4 separate regions of the Homo sapiens genome follow, and all the other regions are linked to region 2. Evidence: chromatin contacts called from ENCODE Hi-C or POLR2A ChIA-PET data. All regions are on one chromosome and are shown on one strand. Each heading gives the region's core, a stretch centred on a gene start or an enhancer-like site at or near the end of the contact. The rest is flanking DNA. Distances are from core to core; before and after follow the strand shown.

Evidence for each region. A loop is a pair of places that touch in the nucleus more often than their neighbours do. ChIA-PET counts read pairs that join two places held with the same protein, here RNA polymerase II (POLR2A). Pooled maps may share reads with other maps.
Region 1: a loop to region 2 is called in a pooled map, with 7 times the contacts of the local background. The contact joins the promoter of IP6K2 here to the promoter of BSN in region 2. A Hi-C loop is called at or near these places in 4 of 50 pooled maps. POLR2A ChIA-PET finds 5 or more read pairs at or near these places in 2 of 52 experiments (CD8-positive, alpha-beta memory T cell and activated T-cell).
Region 3: a map of CD8-positive, alpha-beta T cell shows a loop between it and region 2 (5-fold over the local background). The contact joins the promoter of NAA80 here to the promoter of BSN in region 2. A Hi-C loop is called at or near these places in 1 of 168 maps with a recorded cell type or tissue (CD8-positive, alpha-beta T cell) and 7 of 50 pooled maps. POLR2A ChIA-PET finds 5 or more read pairs at or near these places in 1 of 52 experiments (CD8-positive, alpha-beta T cell).
Region 4: a loop to region 2 is called in a pooled map, with 11 times the contacts of the local background. The contact joins the promoter of GNAI2 here to the promoter of BSN in region 2. A Hi-C loop is called at or near these places in 1 of 168 maps with a recorded cell type or tissue (PC-9) and 7 of 50 pooled maps. POLR2A ChIA-PET finds 5 or more read pairs at or near these places in 1 of 52 experiments (naive thymus-derived CD8-positive, alpha-beta T cell).

Annotation. Positions count from the first base shown.
Region 1 is chr3:48,715,799-48,718,787 of GRCh38, forward strand. IP6K2 (inositol hexakisphosphate kinase 2) reads right to left here and starts at 1,423. Exons shown (of 6, transcript NM_016291.4): 1 at 1,359-1,423.
Region 2 is chr3:49,553,132-49,555,978 of GRCh38, forward strand. It overlaps BSN (bassoon presynaptic cytomatrix protein), which reads left to right and starts at 1,346. Exons shown (of 12, transcript NM_003458.4): 1 at 1,346-1,695. The coding sequence starts at 1,472. BSN-DT (BSN divergent transcript) reads right to left here and starts at 1,235. Exons shown (of 3, transcript NR_038866.1): 1 at 910-1,235; 2 at 417-556. RefSeq lists silencers at 1,154-1,453, 1,524-1,733.
Region 3 is chr3:50,298,037-50,300,939 of GRCh38, forward strand. It overlaps NAA80 (N-alpha-acetyltransferase 80, NatH catalytic subunit), which reads right to left and starts at 1,369. Exons shown (of 2, transcript NM_001200016.2): 1 at 1,177-1,369. HYAL3 (hyaluronidase 3) reads right to left here and starts at 1,369. Exons shown (of 4, transcript NM_003549.4): 1 at 1,177-1,369. HYAL1 (hyaluronidase 1) reads right to left here. Exons shown (of 4, transcript NM_033159.4): 4 at 1,857-2,764. The coding sequence ends at 2,447. RefSeq lists an enhancer at 963-1,102.
Region 4 is chr3:50,234,358-50,237,554 of GRCh38, forward strand. It overlaps GNAI2 (G protein subunit alpha i2), which reads left to right and starts at 1,847. Exons shown (of 9, transcript NM_002070.4): 1 at 1,847-2,096. The coding sequence starts at 1,979. RefSeq lists enhancers at 504-1,114, 1,115-1,725 and a silencer at 1,595-2,054.

The sequences.
Region 1 (2,989 bases), core at 173-2,672, 840 kb before region 2:
TTGATTTCTAACAATGCCTGTGAATTCTAAAGTCACAAAGCAGGTAAATCTATCGAAATGACAATGTCAGACAAGACCACAGAAAATAGAAAAAAAATTTTAAATGACAGTTAACAGTTTAACTTTTTCTCAAAAAAAAAAAAAGTTACTAGGCCATCAATTTGCCTATTATGTCAAATGTGATAAAGTATTCATTTGGCCCTTTCTAACTCTGATAGTGGCTAAAGTTAAAACAACACCCTGAAGCTTCTCTTTAAATACTTAACACCCAAGTTACACGATGCAATTATACAAACCCCACAGCAACAACCTATATAAATAAGCATCTTAGTTCACTTAAAATATTACCTGGCTACAACTGCAAATACAGCAAACATTTTAAACACTAGAATTCAACAAAATTACTGTAATCATGGTCCTCTATTAAAAATATCATAGAACCGATGATCTACAACATTTTTGTTACCACGTTCCAAAGTGCCAGTACTTTTTCTTAAAACTATTCAAGATGATTTTTTGTTCTGTGTACATTCTGCTACGGAAATGTTTAATTCCAAGCAGTGACTAGTTCTGTTTTCCCTGGTATTTAAGAGCACTGGATTTTACTGGTTTCTACATTTTATTTTCACTCACTTTTCTGCTAGTGTAGCTTAGTTGATATATGAGAACGAATACAATCCTAAAATGAAATAAGCCATTAGGATGCAAAAGACAAAAGCGGTCTGTAATCAAACGTAAAGAGTGGAAATATCACTATAAAGGTGTCCTCTTATCCATTTAAAGGCATTTTTTCTATAATAAGGTTAAGTGTGTAGATTCCCTCATCGAACACCATCTGACGGGCCCAAATGGCATTCAACACTCAAAATGGCTGCACATCTGCCGACCCCAGGTAACAGTACCTGAGGCGCTGAGCTGACTCCCTATCCAAAGATCCGGGAAGACCCCTCCACCCGCCAAATATCTGGGGAGATCGTGGCCGCCAATGACCTGGGGAGACCCCTCAATGACACCGTAGATCTTGCGCTTCCCAAGACCCGGGGAGATCTCAATGACCAGGAAAGATCCTGCCCTCCCCCAAACCCGGGAGACCCCCTCCAATGACCGGGGAGGATGCTGGACCCCCAAAACCACGGAAATCCCTCCCCCAATGATCAGAAGAAAAACCCTCCTCCCAAATGACCCAGGGAAATCGAATCCACAGGGACCCCGGGAGATTTCCCCCACAATGACCACGGAAGAAGTCTTTCCCAAATAACCTGGGAGACTCCAATGATCAGAGATCCCGTTTCCCAGTAGCCTGAAAAAATCTCCCTCAAAGCTCCTCGGGCACTAGGGCCATAGGACGCGAGCTTTACCTGCCGCCTCAGCCGGGTTCCTCGGCGTTTCCGTCCTATTGTTTCTCTCGCACCAAAATGGCTGCGGCCAGGCCGAGCCCCGCCCCCTGCACCTCGCTCCCGGTGCCCCTCACTATTGGCTCGTCCTAGGAGCTGCGCACGCGGACTGGACAGCCTGAAAGGCGCTGTTGCTAGGGTGCCAGGATTCGCTGCAGCAGCTTCCGGAAAAGGCGGTGACTGGGGGCGGGGCCAGAGAGGGCGGAGCATTGTCCTCCGTCTGGGAGGGTGGGCCGGAGGTCTGACGGGCGGTTGGGTGGATAGACTAGCTGCGGGCCGATGGACAGCAGGATACCTGGGAAACAGATGGATTGACCAACAGTCTTGGTTTGTTCAGTAGTGAGCGATTTCGCAGGATGCAGGAATTTCAATGCTAACACAGAGACAGTCCACTACAAACTGGGAAGTTGGTCACTCTAGCAGATGGACAGAAGACTGGATGTGAATAGACGGAAAGAGGGACAAAAGAGTGCCTGTAGACGGTGGACAAAGAAATGGTTATAGATACAGACAGACAGATTATTAGATATGGAAGGGTGGACAGAGAAGTGGCCATAGAGTTTTCTGGGGACTGGTGGATGACCCAGTGCCCAACCCAGCTCCCACCAAGCACCACACCACAGGGCTTGTCTGAGGCTCATTTGTCTTGGGCCTGTGTTGGACAGAAGGGCTCTCACCTGAGTGAATGTCAGCATAGCTGTGAAAGGCAAAGGAGAGGGTTAGTGCCACTGAGAATGGGCAGAGCCTCCTACCTGATCTCTGCTCTTTCTGTAAAGGAGAACAATGTTGCAGCCCTGTGTACTGGGCATTTGCAAAGGTGTAAATTCACTCATACACTTTTTAATTCAACAAGTATTTATTAAGCACTTACACTCGGTATTGGAAATACAGCAGTGAACAAAAAAGGAAAATAAATAAATATCCCTGACCTTATAACAGTGGATAGGAGAGACTTCTGTGAGCAGCTCCTCTCACCTTAGCATGTGGTTTCCAGGGCTCCATGTCCTCCTGGTTTCCTCCAGTCTCACCAGTTTCTCATCTGTGTGTTTTCTCTTTGTCTACACTCACTCTTCCAAAATCTTATCCAGGCTCATGACTTCAAATGCCACCTACATGTCAATCACTCCTAAAAGTGTTTGTCCAGTCCAGACCCTTCCTGAGTGGCAGATTCACTAGTCCCACTGTCAACTAGACATCTGCACTCTGACTTCCAGTTGCTGGCATCTCAAACGCAACTTGTGCTACCCTAACACTGGCTCATCCGCCAAACCTACTTCACCCCACTTTCCCCAAATTGAGTGATAGCATCTCAGCCCTTCTTATTGCTCAAGTCAAACACCTCAAAGTACCCCTTGACTACTCTCTTTCCCATCTATATTCAGTGCACCAGGAAGGTCTGCTGTCTCCATCAGCATCATCTACCCAGAATGAAATCACTTCTTGCCACCTCCATACCTTTCACTGAGTCCAAACTGCCACCATTTCTCTTGAGTGCAATGTCACAGCTGCCTCCTGGTCTCCTCTTGCTGCCCCTGATGCCTTCAGTCTGTTCTGCACACATCAGCCTGTGAATACATGAGTCAGATCCTCCCATT
Region 2 (2,847 bases), core at 96-2,595:
AACATCCTGCAGCACAGGAGGAAACACAGCAAGGACCATCATCTGCAGGAAGAGAGGCTCTCTTCATCCTAGGTCATCCCAGAGGGGCCAGGCAGTTTAGCGTGAAAACGGGAGGTATGAAGTCAGGAGAAAATATCAGGAAGTGGGGGCTCTGCATTTCCTCTTTCTCTTACTTGCTCCATCCCAGAGGTCGGGAGGAGCAGCTCGGAGTGCACAGGGGAAGGCCCAGGGAGGGTCCTGGCCCCTCCTCACAAGAACTGACACAGCCACCGGTCTGTCCAGCAGGCTGGCTATCAGCATTCACTGGGATCCCTGGATTATTCTAGGTTCAGTTAGAACTGCTAACACCCTATGTGATATATTTCGCAACATTAGGAGAATTGAATGGGTTTGTAAAATGGGTTCAAGTTACTCACGCCTTTCTACACAGTCATGATTTATGACGTCAGAGATGAACTGGAATATAGGCTCCTAGGAAATATTCTCCCACAGGAAAGTACAGGCTTGTGTGAGAAGCCACCACGGCAGACAATCCTGAGTAGCGGGCAGAAACCGGCTGTAAATGTGAGGGAGCGGGGAAGTAATTTGGAAAGCTCTCAGGGTAATGCAGAGGCAACCTGCGGCCCCGCATCGAGACAGCTCCAGGCCTGAGAACCATCAAGTCCTCTTTTCCATCCCCAAGGTCACTCTCCCAGGGCTGACTGAGGTGGCCTCCCAGCTGGCTTCACACAGCCCTGTCACACCTTCCATCTGTGCCCGGGGCGCTTCCTGAGACTCCCAGTTCCTCAGTGTGAATCCCAGATGGTTCCCATCGCCATCTGGATAAAGGCTCCACTCCCCAGCTGGCCTTAAAGACCCTCACAATCCGGCCCGACCACCCAGCACCCTCCCTCTCCTTCCCTCTACGACCTTGCGTCTCTGAATACACTTGTTCCTCTGCCTTCCCAACTCCTATGCATACTTTTGAGGCCATTCTCGGGTAGCCCCTCTCCTCTCCGAGGCCTGTCCTTATGACGCCTGCCCGCTGTGGCACTCCGGTTACCCGGAGGAGAGTTGCTACTCTCGAGTTCACCGAGGCGGAAAGCCCCTCTGACTCCAAAGCAGGGCTCAGCGCGACGTCCCAGAGGCCGCTTCTAGTGGCAGGTGCCCCTCCTCACAGGGCCCTCGCAGCCCCGCCGGCCCCCGCCCGGCTCCTTCTCAGCATGATACAACCGCGTCGGCCCTGGACAGCGCATGCGCGGGCGCCGGCGGCTGTTTCCCAGCGACCCCGAGGCTGGCGGGAGCGCGCACAGGGGAAGGGGGGCGTGTGCAGGGAAGGGGGCGCGAGACGCGCATGCGCAGCGGCAGGCGGCGGCGCGAGCCGAGCTGGGAGATGGCGGCGGCAGCGGCGGCGCCGAGAGTGTGAGCACCGCCCGGGAGCCGCCGGCCCGGGCGCAGCGCGACCCCGACCCCGCCCGCCCGCCTGCCCGCCATGGGCAACGAGGTCAGCCTGGAGGGCGGCGCTGGCGACGGGCCGCTGCCGCCCGGCGGCGCCGGCCCCGGCCCGGGCCCCGGCCCCGGCCCCGGCGCAGGAAAGCCGCCTTCAGCACCGGCCGGTGGCGGACAGCTCCCCGCGGCGGGAGCAGCGCGGTCGACCGCGGTACCACCGGTCCCTGGCCCCGGCCCCGGCCCCGGTCCCGGCCCTGGCCCGGGCAGGTAAGCGCGTGTCTCGGCGCCCGGGGGGCGGTGAGCTGCAGCCTGAGGCCGGGACCCGGGCCCAGGATCCCGCGATCTAGTGTGGACAGCGAGGTTCGACGTCCGGCCGCACTCTGAACCCTGCCGGATTGGCGTGAACTGGGTGGTCGCGGGAAGCGGCCCTTCCTTTCCAGCTGCCCCGCCTTGGCGTGGCAGGATGACGAGCGCAGGGTCAGTCGGGGCCTGCAGACCGTGACTCCGTCACGAACCCCAAATTCGCTTCTCCCCAACGCTCGGGCCTGACTGCTCAGGAGGGGCTTATGTAACCTTAACCTGGTCCCTCCGCACAGGAGAGCAATGGGATGGAAAACGTCCTCCCTGTCTGCTGGTGTCTGCATGTGTCCATTGTGCTGGGCCGAGAAAACAGCACAATGGGAGTGGCTGTCAGGGAAGATAAGTGTCACTGCGAGGAACAGAGAGATGAAAATAGTTGAACCATGAACTTGGTCTTGGGCTTTCCTTGGGCATTTAGTGGCTGTAATCACCTTTGGGGGAAAGGAAAATTGCCCACTGGACACCAAGAGGTGCTTATTTAGGCCCAACAATACTAATAGGATCATGTGCTTTCACCAAGGTTTAGGGAAACATTTTGGGGTGAAGCAAAAATGCTATTGAGTCATCCAGCACCAGATATGTTCTCGTTACCTTATGATTTAGATCAAACCAGTGGAAAAGCTGAAACCCACACAGAATGCTTTAAACAGAACATATCTGATTAAATACTGTGAAACCAGTTTGTTTTAAATGTATGCCAACCCAGGTCCTGCAAAAACAGTCAAGTGGCAATGAAGGCTGTAAGGGAATGCCAATATATAATAAGTCAGTAGACTGAAAACTCAGGAAAACTACTAAGAGATGACACGATAAAATGGAAGGCATTATCTTTGCACCAAATAGGCTTGGGGAGTAGCAAAACCCCCAGGGGGTGGGAGGGAGGTGCTTCCAGCTCCATGTGGGTCTGCTGATATATGTTGCCCTGGCTTTTCTGTGTGGAAGCACATAAACTGAGGACGCATAATTTTTTATTCTTTGGCTGCCCGACTGTGCCTCTTGTGTGTTTATTTCCTCAGAAGTCATTTCTTAGACAACTAACAGTAATGAAAGGCTGTTAGT
Region 3 (2,903 bases), core at 119-2,618, 740 kb after region 2:
ATCTACTTGCTGGCCTTCTGTCTTCCAGTAGTCCTCCTAGTCCACCACTAGGGCATGGGATAGAAGATGCAAAGCAGACACTATACCCCCTGCTCAAACCTACCCAAGGTTCCCTCCATAGGAAAAACTGCCCGGGAGTCTTCCTGTCCCTTTCTTCTCCCTATGTTCCGAGTCTCCTCCAGCTCCCAGCCTTTTCAACTACCTGGGCTATGCCCACTGCCTTAGTGGATCCTGGGGCCCCACTCATGCACCCATCAGGCTGAGCTTTGGCCTGTCTTGACTGCCTTCCCCACCTGGAGCCCATGGCCCCCTTCCCAACTCTGCCCATCTCAGGACACTTTGGATATAGACCCAACTGTCTCCTCAGATGGGGCCCCAGCAGCACCAGCACTGGGCCTGGCCCACAGTCACACAGCAGTATTGCCTCTGCAGGCTTGGTTCCCCACTGGCTTGAGTTTCGCAGGCACCCTAGATAAGGACCACAGCTTCCTTCCTATATCCACAGGGTGTCCAACGGTCACCAGGTTGGGGGCCCAGACCTCCTGTGCCCAAACCCTACTGTTTTCCCATCTTAACCAAGGTCCTGCCGTCCGGCAGGTCTATGCTGGGGGTTTTCTAGTCGTGGGCGGGCAGCTGAGCCCCCTCCTTCTACTCACCTGCTCCAGAGGGGGCCTCCTGGCTCCCCTTACCTCTCCTGAGCTTGAGGCCAATTAAACACTGGTCAGTAACAGGCACCCCCCTCCCCTCACCTCCCACACCATTCACAGGGCTGTAAGCCCCTCACCTGCATCAGCCACCTCTGCAGCAGCCGCACCCTTTGGTCTAGAGGGAGGAAGCCCCAGGATCCGCCCCTAGGGCTGAGCCCGGGGCTTCCCCGCGGCCTTAACCCCTTCAGTGCCGACCCCACCCACTGTGGGCGGGGCTCCGGGGTCCTCAGAGAGTGGCTTCTCCGTCTCTCCCGGGCCTCGGTTTCCCCCTCCCTCCTAGTGGGTCACAGGCTGTGGAGCTTTTGGGAATGAGGACTTCGAGAGCTCGACTCTGTGGGCAGGTGTGGCTCGGCATGGTCTGGAAACGAACGACTGACGCGGGGAGGGCGTGCAGGGTGGCATGGCCACTTGGGGACCGCACGCGCGGGGTGGACCTACAGGCAGCAAATGGGAAGGGTGCGGTACTGACATGTTGATGCTGGCCTCTGGGATGTTCCGCGTCCTAGCTCCGCACAGCTGGGTATCTCACTCAGTCGCCACCTCGGACTCCTCGGTCCGACAACGTTGGCCCCCAGCGGTGCGGCGGATGTTCTGCAGCCGTCGCGTCCTGCGGCACGCCACGGCGTTCTAAGGCCTCCCAGCACCCGCGCGTCGCCGCTTAGAACCCGCCCCTGGTTTGCGCGTCACAACACCCGCCAGGCGCCGACTCAGTCTCTACCCTGGCTCCGCCCCTGCTGAGCCCCACCCCATCTCCATTTGAGTCCGCCTCCTCCCCACCCGGCCCCATACAGGCCCCTCCTCCTTCTCCTTGCGTCACAGCTTAGGTCCCGCCTCGATTTGGCTTCTTCCAGGCCCTGCCCCAGCCCAGCACGTCACTTCAGCCAGGCGCAGGCCCCGCCTCCAGCTGGCTCTGCCTCCGCCAGCCCCGCCCCAGGCTCTGACAAGTCTAGCTTCGGTTCCCGCCGGCCTCCTGCCCCAGGACAGCTTGGAAACGGTCCGATCAGGTGGGGCTTCCTCTTGAAATTTGGGCCCCACCCTGGGAAGCAGCCGCCCTTAGACTGACGTCAGATCTGGTGAGAGTGACAAGCCTTTCCTGTGCCCTTTGGATACCGGGGCCTGGACATTTTAGGCGCTCAGTAAACAGCTAAGTAAATCATGACTGCTTTATTTGCTGGACTGGTGCCTCTCAGCAGATTCAGGGGTCGTGCAGGGCTGGTTACCACAAACTCAGTAGGAGTGCAAGGGCTGTACCCCCGGAGCTAGACAGCCTGGGTTTGAATCTCAACTTCTCCCTTTTCTTGCTGTGCAACCTTGGGCAACGTGCTTACTCTCAATGTGAGTGACTCAGTTTCCTCATAGCCTCATTGTGAGGAATGAATAAGTCCACATAAAACGCTTAGCACGGGGATTGGCAAAGAGTAGGCACTCAGTGAATGTCAGCCTTTGTGATTGCTGCAGTTCAAAGACTGGCTCAGTGTCTCTGGAGGAATTGTCTATGACCTTGCCAAGTAGATGCATATGGACATGGAATGAATGGTGTCTGCTGTGGTTCTAACTCCTTATGCCACTATTCCAGTCTGTAAGTATGCATGTGTGTGCAGGGAATATGCCTGTGACAGTGGCTGAGTGTACTCTTTACTGTGACCATGACTTGTATGACTGTGCATGTATTTGAGGAAGCCCTGGCCAGACCCAGAGTGCATTAGGTTCTCAATATGTGCAACTCAGTGTGTGGCCAATCACCACATGCTCTTCCGCTCACACCACGGTGCCTGCCAGCCAGGGTAGCATCGACATTTGAACTCCACAGCCATCTGTGCCTGATCTTCAAGTGAGAGGGCACCCCGCAGGCTCAGGGGCCCACCACCAGGCGTGAGCTGGATGGAGAAACTGGCAGGGTTAAGGAGGAGGAGGGCTTTGGGGTGGCTGGTGCGGCGGACACAGCGGCCATGGCCGGAGCACAGGGCTTGACTGCAGAGAAGGGCCCCACTGGTCACGTTCAGGATGAAGGGCCCCAGTGTAGTGTCCATATACTCCTTGATGGCCTGACATGATTCCTAGGTGGGAAGGGAGGATAGCGTCAGGGACACCATGGCCATGTATGGACCCACCCAGGGCACTGAGGCACTCACCTGCTGGTCAGCCAGGACTTTGCAGGTAGAAAGGGTAAGTCAGGGTCTACCCCGTCAGCTTAAT
Region 4 (3,197 bases), core at 597-3,096, 680 kb after region 2:
TTTTTTTTTTTTTTGAAATGGAGTTTCACTCTTGCCCAGGCTAGAGTGCAATGGCATGATCTCAGCTCACTGCAACCTCCGCCTCCTGGGTTCAAGTGATTCTCCTGCCTCAGTCTCCCAAGTAGCTGGGATTACATGTGCCCACCACCACACCCCGCTAATTTTTTGTATTTTAGTAGAGACAGGGTTTCTCCATGTTGGTCAGGCTGGTCTCGAACTCCTGACCTCAAGAGATCTGCCTGCTTCAGCCTCCCAGAGTTGCTGGGATTATAGGCATGAGCAACCATGCCCAGCCAAAATGTGTACCAAGGTTCTAAGGAAGGGGTTTATGCTAAACACCGGGCTGTTGGTGGCAAGCACCCTGTCTTGCTTCAGGGGCCTTCCCTTTGGGCTGGGGCCTCCTAGCCTCATGGCACTGGGGTCACACAAAATGCCTTCGTGGTTAATTTTTGGCAGACCCTTCAAATGTCCAATCGAGGGTGGGGCTCTGGGCTGCTCCTGGAGCACAGGATCAGAAAGACTTGAAATGTTCAGCTAGAAACACTGCTGCTTCCACCCCACCTTTGCCTGGCCATAGGGTTGCAGCCATTGCCCAGTGGGGACAGGCCACAGGAGGGTGGGATGTGGGATCATGGCCACCTCCAGACGTGGACAGGCCATGGAAGAGACAGGTCATAAGATCATGGCCACTTTTGTTTCTAGAAGTCCAGTGGCAACTTCTTCCTCTTTCTTCCCTCCCAACCCCCTCACCCTGCCTGCCCGCCCTCCTCTCTTCCTCCCTCTCCACCCTCTCATCCTCTCTCCCTTTCTCCCTTGGGTCCTGATTGCCTGGTCCCAGATTGGAGTCCAGGATGGCTGCCTGCCGAAGAATGCCTCCCGGTAGATTGGGGAAGGATGGATATGAGAAGCCACCCAGCTAAAGGAGACAGCCTAGGCAAAGGTGTAAAGATGGAAACCAATTTTTTTTTTTTTTTTTGAGACGGAGTCTTGCTCTGTCGCCCAAGCTGGAGTGCAATGAATGGCGCGATCTCGGCTCACTGCAACCTCCGCCACCCGGGTTGAAGCAGTTCTCCCGCCTCAGCCTCCTGAGCAGGTGGGATTACAGGCGCCCACGACCACGCCCGGGTAATTTTTGTATTTTTAGTAGAGATGGGGTTTCACCATGTTGGCCAGGCTGGTCTAGAACTCCTGACCTCAAGTGATCTGCCCGCCTCGGCCTCCTAAAGTGCTGGGATTACTGGCGTGAGCCACTGCGCCCGGCCTTTTTTTTTCCTTTTTCGACTAGCTGCAACCCAGAGGGAGAAGGCGGTAAACCCGCCTTAAGACTGAGAAAACCGCAGTCCAGAAAGGCTCCCGAGTTCGTAGATCCCAAAACAAGTTTACTGGACTCATTAACTTTAACAAATGACAAAGACACGCCTCCTCCACCTAACTCGCCCAACTCGCAGAAGCTCAGAGGGCTGGTTCCTGCTCTGCCCTCGAGGGCACCGGATCCCCACCCTCGGGTTAACAGATCCGCCCTCCCGGCTGTCCAGCAACAGAGCTCCCGGCGCTCCGCACCCAATCACAGCCCGGTCCCGCCTGCAGCCCGCCCAGTGCCGGGTCCCGGGGTTTGGAACCACCCCTATTGCCTTTTCTCCGCGTGGCCCCGCCTGCAGCCCAGGCCCGAGCCTGGGCTGCGCCTAACTTCCCCCTTCGCTCCGCCCTCGAGCCAATCAACAGCCTCTAATCTCCTCTGGCCCCGCCTGCAAGCCCGCCCCGGCCCAGTCACAGGCTTGGTTCGCCCAGGCCCCACCCCCGGCCCGCCCCGCCGTCGGTGCGCGGCGGTAGGGAAGGCGCCTCCCGCAGTCGCTCGGAACTGCCGACCCGAGTGCTTCCCGCAGAGGGCTGGTGGTGGGAGCGGAGTGGGTCGGGCGGGGCCGAGCCGGGCCGTGGGCCGTGTGGGGGCCGGGCGGCGGCCGGGCCGGCGGACGGCGGGATGGGCTGCACCGTGAGCGCCGAGGACAAGGCGGCGGCCGAGCGCTCTAAGATGATCGACAAGAACCTGCGGGAGGACGGAGAGAAGGCGGCGCGGGAGGTGAAGTTGCTGCTGTTGGGTGAGGCCGCGTCCCGCACTGGGATCCTTGATTCCCAGCTCGAATCCCCAGACAAGGACTTTGACCTCCCAGACTAGGGCTTCAAACTCCCAGACCCGGGCTGTCTGGGACCCCACACCTGGGCCAGGACCAGGGTTGAAAACTCTAGATTGGACTAGACCTTTGATCCTGCCCAGACTCTAGACCAGACCCCTGTCTCATCCCAGACCCCAGACCTCCAAATCCAGTCAACAGTGCCCCAACACCCGCGGTCCAGTGCCCTGCTTGGCCATCCCCCCTTGCTAACTAGCTTCACAGAACTTCAGAGCCCCGCCATCCTTCCCTACACTTTGCCCAAACCCCCAGGATGCCCGCCACTTGTTCCCCAACCCTCAGGCTCCGCTTGTTTTCCTCACCTGCGCCTTTTATTCCTATTGGGCATGAGCATCCCGCGGGGCCCCTGCCAGGCCCCCCACCCACTCCCTCCTTCTCCTTCTGTGCCCCATCCCTAGTCTGGAATCTGTATCCTCCACCTGTGCACTCTGACCCAAGGAACCTCTCGAGTGGGAAACTGCTCTTGAGCCCCATCTCCAGCTGGAACCCCTTCAGCGAGCCCTGCTCCCTGCTTCCTGCCCTCCAGATCCTTCTCTGCAGGCATCACTCCCGAAACCCTCTGCTGATCCTCCCCTAAGTCCTCTTACACTCTGGCCTTCCCCAGATCCCTCCACCCTTCCTGCACCAAGTGGGCTGGGCTAGGAGGCGGGAGCCCTGGGTTGGAGAGGGCCTAGGCTGCCTTATGCAGAACCCCCACGGGGCTGGATTGAGGCTCCACTGGTCACGCTGGGGGAGGGGGCCAGGCCTCAGGCTTCCCAAGGAGGCTCTATGTTTTCCAGTTTCGAAGGCCAGTCTGGGAAGTAGGAGAGAGAGTGGAGGAGTTAGGGTTGTGGCCGCCTCCAAGGCCAGAAAAGATGGTGGCTGCTAGAGGAGTGGGGGGAAGTGGAAGTGGTGAGACAGCCGACATATTGCTGCCCCTGCGGGTGAGCCCAGGAGATCTGCTAGTAGGTGCTGGGCTGCCCACACCCCTTCTGGGCTGCAAGGCCTGGGATGTAGCCTCTGAGAGTT